Regions from separate parts of the Homo sapiens genome. Here region 2 is linked to region 1. Evidence: chromatin loops called from intact Hi-C (ENCODE). Cell type or tissue: PC-3. All regions are shown on one strand.

What was found. A loop is a pair of places that touch in the nucleus more often than their neighbours do. Peaks named below come from ENCODE experiments on the same cell type or tissue, not always from the same donor. Only the 100,000 strongest peaks of a DNase experiment are listed, where the experiment ranks them.
Region 2: a loop joins it to region 1, with 3 times the contacts of the local background. A loop is called at or near these places in 1 of 110 quality-filtered maps.

Annotation. Positions count from the first base shown.
Region 1 is chr4:123,094,710-123,098,709 of GRCh38, reverse strand. The region is part of intron 14 of AFG2A (AAA ATPase AFG2A); the gene reads right to left. Among named protein-coding and RNA genes, the nearest start is that of AFG2A, 170 kb to the right of the region's middle. In PC-3, a CTCF peak has its summit at 2,494; no DNase peak of the experiment used is centred here.
Region 2 is chr4:123,023,887-123,027,886 of GRCh38, reverse strand. All of the region lies in intron 10 of AFG2A (AAA ATPase AFG2A), which reads right to left. It also overlaps the pseudogene COILP2. Among named protein-coding and RNA genes, the nearest start is that of AFG2A, 100 kb to the right of the region's middle. In PC-3, no CTCF peak of the experiment used is centred here; a DNase peak (open chromatin) is centred at 1,696.

The DNA of each region.
Region 1 (4,000 bases):
TTTATTAAAAGGAAATCCTGTCATTTGTGACAATATGGATCAACCTGGAGGACATTATGCTAAGTGAAATAAGCCAGACAAAGAAAGGCAAATAGTGCATGATCTTGCTTATATGTGGAGTCTTAAAAAGTTGAACTCACAAAAGCAGAAAGTAGAATGGTGGTTATCAGGGCCTGGAGGTCTAAGGGAGTTGGGAAGATATTGGTCAAAGGATACAAACCTTCAGTTAAACAGGAGAAATAAGTTCAAGAGGTCTATTGTACTGTAGGGTGACTATCGTTAACAATATATTGTATACTTAAAAATTACTAAGAGAGTTGGTTTTAAGTGTCCTCATCACAAAAAAATAAGAAGTATGTGAAGTAATGCACATGTTAAATAGCTTGATCTAGCCATTCCACAATGAATACACAATTATCAAAACAACATGTTGTACTCTATAAACAGATACAATTTTTATGTCAATTAAAATAATCTTTTTTAAAAAGAAACAAAAACGTGAGGTTCATATATGAACAACAGACATTAAAGGCTACTAATCTTCTAAAAACTTACAAGGACAAATCAAGAGTCAGGAAACTTTTTCTGCAAAGGTCTAGAGTATATAATTTAGGCTTTATAGGCCATAAGTCTGTACTGTAACTACTCTACTACAGTAGTGCAAAAGGAGTAACAGACAAAACATAATCAAATTAGTGTGGATGTGTTCTAATAAAGCTTTATTTATGAGGACTGAAAGCTGAATTTCATATAATTTTCATATGTCACAAAAAACCACTTTTAAAGTATTTTCCTAATCATTTAAATATGTAAACACTATTCTTAGACAATGGGATATGCAAAACCAGTTGGTGGGTCACGTTTGGCCTAAAGGCCATGGTCTGCCAACCCTTGAGATAAAGCGTCTTTATCTTATGAACATCGAAATGAAGTAAGACCCACATATGCATACAACCTCTCACCAGTCTCTCTTCTCTGATCTCTCCCAATTCTCTATCCCCAAAGCCAAAACTTGGAAGGGGCTGCCATAGAAGATAAGAATAATAACTGTCATAGAAGTTAAAACACCTGGAGTTTTAAAAACAAACAAAAGAAGAATCCAGCAACAATAACAAAAACACTTATGAGAGTCTTGTGTAAAGATGGCAAAGCTGAAATTGGAAAACAACCGTACAGGACGCTTTCCAGCTTTAATCTTAATATGGCTCACCAAAGACTATTCACATCATTTTGATAAACAATGTGAAAGATTAATAGGCATCCATTCCTTAAATACTTTTGGGAAAGTAAAGAATTATGATTCATTTGAACTATTAATGTCAATTAGTCCTTGCAGCTTTTTTTTTTTAGTTCTGACTTAGCTAAGAAGAGTAATATTAGAAGAGCAATAGTTATAACTAGGAAAAATGGAGAATGAAGAAACATTTGTAGCCTTTCTTCTGAGGGTATTTTTGGAATACTAGTCATTTGAATATCGAAAGATACGTATATTTAGCTTTTTATTTGTGGACATTCCTAAATATTGTTAATTAACTTTTCCCCATGTCATAAAACTTTCTAGAAAACTAAATTTTAAGCTGGATGCTGTGGTGCACACCTATAATCTTAGCTACTTGGGAGGCTGAGGCAGGAGATTGCTTGAGTCCAAAGGTTTAAGGCTGCACAACTTAATGATCTGTGAATAGACACTGCACTTCAGCCTGGCAAAACAGCCAGACCTGCATCTCAAAACAAACAAACAACAAAACCCAACTTCAATTTGCAACAATGTAAGAAAACAAAATGTTATGTCTTATTTAGCTCATTAAGCACATTTCCTCTTCCAGAAAAACTGTAAGGAAAATTAATGCCAATTTACTACCTCCATGAGTCTAACACAACAATAGAAAATAATCCTGAAACCAAAATTATTTAAGACTTCTACATATCTTTCACAATTTTTCTCAATTGGGCAATCTTTTCCATAGATGGCTTAAAGTAAAATTTTTGAAGTCCTTCAAATTTCCTACTACAAGAAAACTAGGTTTATACGCTAGGGATAATGCTTATAATTTAATAGTTCTTATTAGGAGCTTGTTATATAGTAGGTATCCGTACTAAAAGTACCCAAATAAACTGAATTCAAAGATATTCACAGAATTAAAACTATTTTGAGGCATGCTTATCACCCGAGAAAGAAGACATGATCATGTTTTCCTTAAGATTCAACACAAATGTATAAAATGTCATGGACTGGACACTTCTAAAGGGGCCACACAGCAGTTGTTAACAATGAACAACATAAATTCCAAAAGTTTGGGCATTTAACTATTATTTGGGCATCATTAATAAATTAGTTGTTTGTTTCTAAACTCTCCTGATGCTAAGCAAATCCAGACCATCAGCAATCAATCTAAAGACAATGAGCCTACTTGATATCACACAATCTCATTAATCTTCATCTGTCCTACCGCATCCTATCACTCTTACGCAAAATGAACACTAGAGGACTCAACTTCAACTTCTCTTCACTATCTAAGCAGGAGGTAGAAAAAAGCCTCGGGGACTTAGGGACATCACAAGCAATTATTTCACCAGCCTAGTGTGCTACATCACAGCAAATGAGTCTGACATGTAAATGTGACATAGCAAGGAGTAAAATAACGCAGTTCTTGAGCTATGTGTCTCACTGTCTTTGCTAAAACACCAGAATCCCCAAGAAACTTTGGCTTTAGTCTCCCCAGAAGACATGAAACTGAAATACTGTCAAAAAGAGACACTAAATATGCACAACACATGGGTAACATAATGATATCAATTTCACTCCTGTGACAGTCCAGGAATTCTCCTTGTTTTAACATACTAACCTAAAATCATCATAACATAGAGGTTGTGGGGTAAGAGGCAACAAGATTGTAAAATATGCTAGCTAATTTAAAAGGCCAAATGCCTGGATTTAATGTAGCCAAAATTACACTATATATATCAATTTCTTTGACCCTACAATGATCTTTTTTTTTAATCAGTTTTAGCCTAAAAACATAAAATGTACTTTAACTCTTCGTCGCCTCTTTTATTCCTACTACAGTTTCTTCCAGACAATAAAGATGGTAAAAACTGTGTCTTTACTTCATAACAGGATGTTGTTGTTTTAATTGTCCTTAAAACTGTTTTGTTTCTACCAGCACATTCATGGCACAGTTTGAACATTACGTGCTAATCATACAAGTGTGGAAACAACTTTATAGTACTATTAAACAATATAAGTAATGTTCCACAGTAGTTCTTCAGAGAAAAAGTATCTGGAAAGGAAACAGACTTAAAATTTTACTGCATATTCTCTTGTATTTCACAAACTTTAGAGAACTTGACAAGGACATACACTTTTGATACAGTATATATCATCTGAGTAGTAACAAAAGTATAGTTAAAAAAAATTCATGTTCCACAGGGAGTTCTACCTGAAAGAGAAATGAATTAAATATTAAACTTTTTTATAATTATCACTAAATACTGAAGGCACTTTCCCCACCATAACTACAGAATATATACAGCACATTTAGGCCATGGTTCAAAATAAGAGGGAATCAATGAATAAAAAGAGGGATGTGAGGAAAGTGTGGATAAAAGATATATATATATATATATACACACACACACACACATATATATATATATATATATATATTTTTTTTTTTTTGTGGGGAGGGATATAAAGAAAGTGATTTTGTATGAGGGACCTTGCATGGTGGATTCTTGTCCTAGAGTAAAGTAACTGGTTGTTTGAGAGGGAGATGGTGTAGGACAGGTCACAAGGTCCAGACATGTCATGGATGGTCTGTGTGGGTGATAATGGGGTTTGTGAAAGGGAATTTGTGAGGGGAGTTTTGTGTGTGATTAAGCTGGCTGTGACTGAAGGAAAACTGTTCGTGGTAGACTTTCTAGAAAATGGTCTAGGTGTTAGAGCCAGCTTTTCTTAAGGTATTAATTTGCTAACTTACCAGAATTTTTGCTTTTTCAA
Region 2 (4,000 bases), 71 kb after region 1:
TTACGTTTCATCTGTCTGAAAGTGGTTTGAGTCAAGTCATCCAAGGTCTCATCTATATATCTAATTTCTTATACCTGTTTTTTAGCAAAACTACTTCCAAGCATATTTTTGTAGATCTTTATAGAACACACAATCATTTTTATCTTTAGCATATAAAGTATCCCCAAGGTTTTATTTTTCTCAACTAAGAAATACCCCCAGAACAAGACAGCTCTTTATATGTCTTAAGAATATACGTGTACCAGAAAACGTACACAAGAAATAGAATAATGAGACAGGAATCCATGCGTTAAAGAACTAACTATAACAACCAGTAACCATGAACAACCACAGTTCAACAGAAAGGATACTAAGTACAATAACAAACTGAAAAGGCCATTGGGAGTTCCCAGGAAGAAAAGACTACTTCTAGCTGGAAGACAAACGTAAAAGCCAACTCTCGAAGGATAGATGAGATTTGGAAATGCAAGAACAGGGAAATGGCTAGGTACAGGCCAAAAAGTGACAGAAAGCTCAGAAGGAAAGAAGTATAAAAAGGAAAAGAGAAAAAATATTTGAGGGAGGGAAATAAAGAAAAGTTGAAGTCATAGCATAGGGCCCTGAAGACCAGAGGAAGGAATTCAAGAGAATTCTTTGTACATTCTTGGAAGTCTTTGAAGTTTTTTAATCTAGAAAGCAATATGGTCTGAAATGTCCTTCTGGAAGATTTCTCTGACAAGATTCATCAGAGAGATCAATTAATGACATAAATATCAGAAAAAAAAACACACCTTGAGCTAGAGTAAACACATGCAGATACTGAAAACTCACTGGAAGGATACTTCAGAGCTATAATTGTGGGTTCTGGGAGTAGAAAAAGAAACAGGAAAAACTTAAAGCTACATTTGGAGAGGGGTGGTGAAACAAAATGGTATCTAGGGTAATATTCAGGATTCAGACTCGGACAAATGAGTAATTAAAAGTTACATGAAAAGAAATAAGGGAACATGTTTGGGAACTAAGGAATATGATGCATAAGGTGTCAACTGGGACTTGAATATAGTAGAAAAATATGGACTATGTGATGACTAATCAATCTATATGAATGGAAAGATTGGGGTCTGAGTGATGCATTCTCTATCCTTAATTTCTTTACAAGTATGTATAGACCCCATGTTGTAACGAATACTCCACCATAAATATAAATCCTTAACAAAAGTATTTCTTAGAGCACGTAAGGTCTCACACATAAAGTATATTACTCATATTGCTTTATAACATAAGTACAGTACAAATTTAAAAAACCACTTTCACTCTTCAAAATACCGCAGAAATCAACTCAATTCTGTTGTACAAATAATCCATATAACTTAAGCTAAACCAAGCTTGGCCAACCTTCAGTCCAACACAAATTGGTAAAGTCTGTTAAAATATTATGAGATTTTTTTGCAATTTTTTTTAGCTCATCACCTATCGTTCGTGTTAGTATTTTTTTTTAGTTCTATATGATTTTATTTAAAAATGTGTACAGCTGAAGGAGGGATCTGATCTTTTGTTAAAAGAAACCAATTTTCACAGTATATATTTGGCCACTTAAGCTTTGTAGTGAATAATAACAGAAAAGGAAGTTTCTGTTCAAATCCTCACTCCAGCACACTCAGCCAGGTGCTTGGCAAGATGACACATTTCCTGGTCTGAGGCTCACAGCCAACCCTCTCACCCAAGTGGAACACCAATCAATTCTCCTCCAGACAGACAGACAGACACACATACACACACACACACACACACACACACACACATACACATACACGAGGTCTTATTTTTACTGCTCTACACAGGGCCCTGAGAATCCTTAATTTTAAAGTTGGGAAAAACGTGAAAGGATTCCTTAACTCATTGTCTGTGACAAATCCAACTACCTTTTAACTCTTAACCATTGCCAAGTATAAAATACTTGAAATTTACGAGATGCTCCATTTAATGGGACAACTCAAATGCTATAAAATTAGGTCAAGTAACATGCTTTAATATTTTTAAATGTTACTTAAAACTTAATGAGACAAGATATGCAGCACATTCTTGGTATTATAAACTCCTACTGACAACTGCTGCTTGATGGTCAAAAACTTTTAAAAAAGAGAAGAAACCATACATATTGGTATACAACAACGTTTGCAGGGAATGTCATGTTTTACATTTTGTTAACTGAAATTGAACCTGACAAAAAAACCAAAGGTCTACAAAACCGACACCCATGTCATTTTAAATGATGAGGTAGATTGTTTCCTATGCAGTAAAGTGAAGATAACAAAAAAACCCATACAACTTTCAAATCCTCTTAAAAAAAAAAAGTTCAAGTTATAGTCACTTTCACAAACAAGACATTCATAAACTATAAGATGGAGCGGTCATATTCAGACAGGTTCTGTACTTGATGTGTTAATCGGAGATTCAATAATCAGTCTTGGATCAATCAACTCTCCCCAAAATACAGTGATCTTGCTCTCCTGCATCACAGCATACTCCACTACCTCGGTTCCATTTTCAATGTGATAAACCAAATCAAATTTCCCAGGTTCTCTCAAGGCAGGTAAGGATGAAAGAATTTCTGTATCTACTTGCTGTGTCTCTGGATTGTGGCTTAATATTTTTCCTTGTAATCAGAGACAACAGAAGAGTGTAACTGGATGTTAGTTCCAAAGATTAAATGCAATCTTTTCTCCAACTTGAGGGGCAGCTGTTAACAGCGGTAACAGACCATACAGTCCTTCTAGTGTGTCTCTACCGGATTCTGGAAAACAGTAGATGAATTTGTTACCACTTTATTTAATTGCTGTTGTCTCTGGTTGTCAGTGCTTCTATTTACAACACAGGAAACAGGATGCCCTTGTCCTCGACCTCTCCCCCGCATTCCCCGTCCCCTAGCTCCCTTCCAAGAAAAAAGGTTCTCTCCTCTACCCCATCCTCTTTCTAAACTGGGGAGAGACACACTGGGAGAAGGACCAGGAGCCTGTCTGCCACCATTTAACCCAGAACGCTTCCATCCAGTAGCACCTGCAGTCTGTGATGACAGCCCAGGGCCTGGACAACCTCTTCCTGCAAAAAGGCCTACTGTCTTTTAGAAATCCACAGCACACTCCGGGGTGCTCGATGACATCAAGCATTCACCTCTGACTCTGAACCAGAATCTGAACTAGAAGATGATGTTCCAGAGGTCTTGCCCTTGCTGGGGGTTAAGGCTAAAGCCAGATTTTGTAGCCAGTTTGTCTGCAGTTGTACTTTTGGTAGAGGGTCCTTCCTTTGATTACTTAGTTGGTAATTTCTCTGAGGAATTTCTGGCCTCCAAAGTGACTTTGCTGGGACCATCATGATTGATTCATGACAAGACTCAGACTCCGAGGAGGAACTGGGACTCTCGTTTGAGCAAACGCTTACACCACCTTTCCTTTTGGTTTTAACAAGGCTGTTTCTAGCAGAGCCTTTTGGAGAACTACATCTCTAATTGGCCCAGTCTTTTACTGCCTGTACTTTAGGTGACTTGGGATTCCTGGCCTTTTTTTCATATTCACATTTCTCCTTTTTCTTTGGTGATTTTTTTTTGGGGGGTCTGTTCGTTATCATCACCCGTTGTGCCACAGGTTGCTTTATTTTTTCTTTTGTTTCTTTTTTTTTTTTTTGCTTATAGTCTGATCTGTGACCGCTTTTCGTTCTAGATCCAAGACCTTCTCATTATTGTTATTGTACTCTTGCTTCTTCCAATGCTTCTTTGAATAGTTGTAATCTGGGTTAGTTTCTTCATCCTCCTCTAACTTAAATGCCCACTTCATTGCTTTTCTAAGTGATAAATGAGTACTGTCACCATTACTGATGACTACAGAATTCTCAGCAACTCCTCTCTCTTCTAATTTAACTCTGAGGCAGTCATTGTCTCTCATCAGGCATGCGCTCTCGGTGGGGGGCAGGAACCCCTGCTCCAGGTAGAGGCCTCGGAGGGCCCCCAGAACGGAAGCCAAATCGC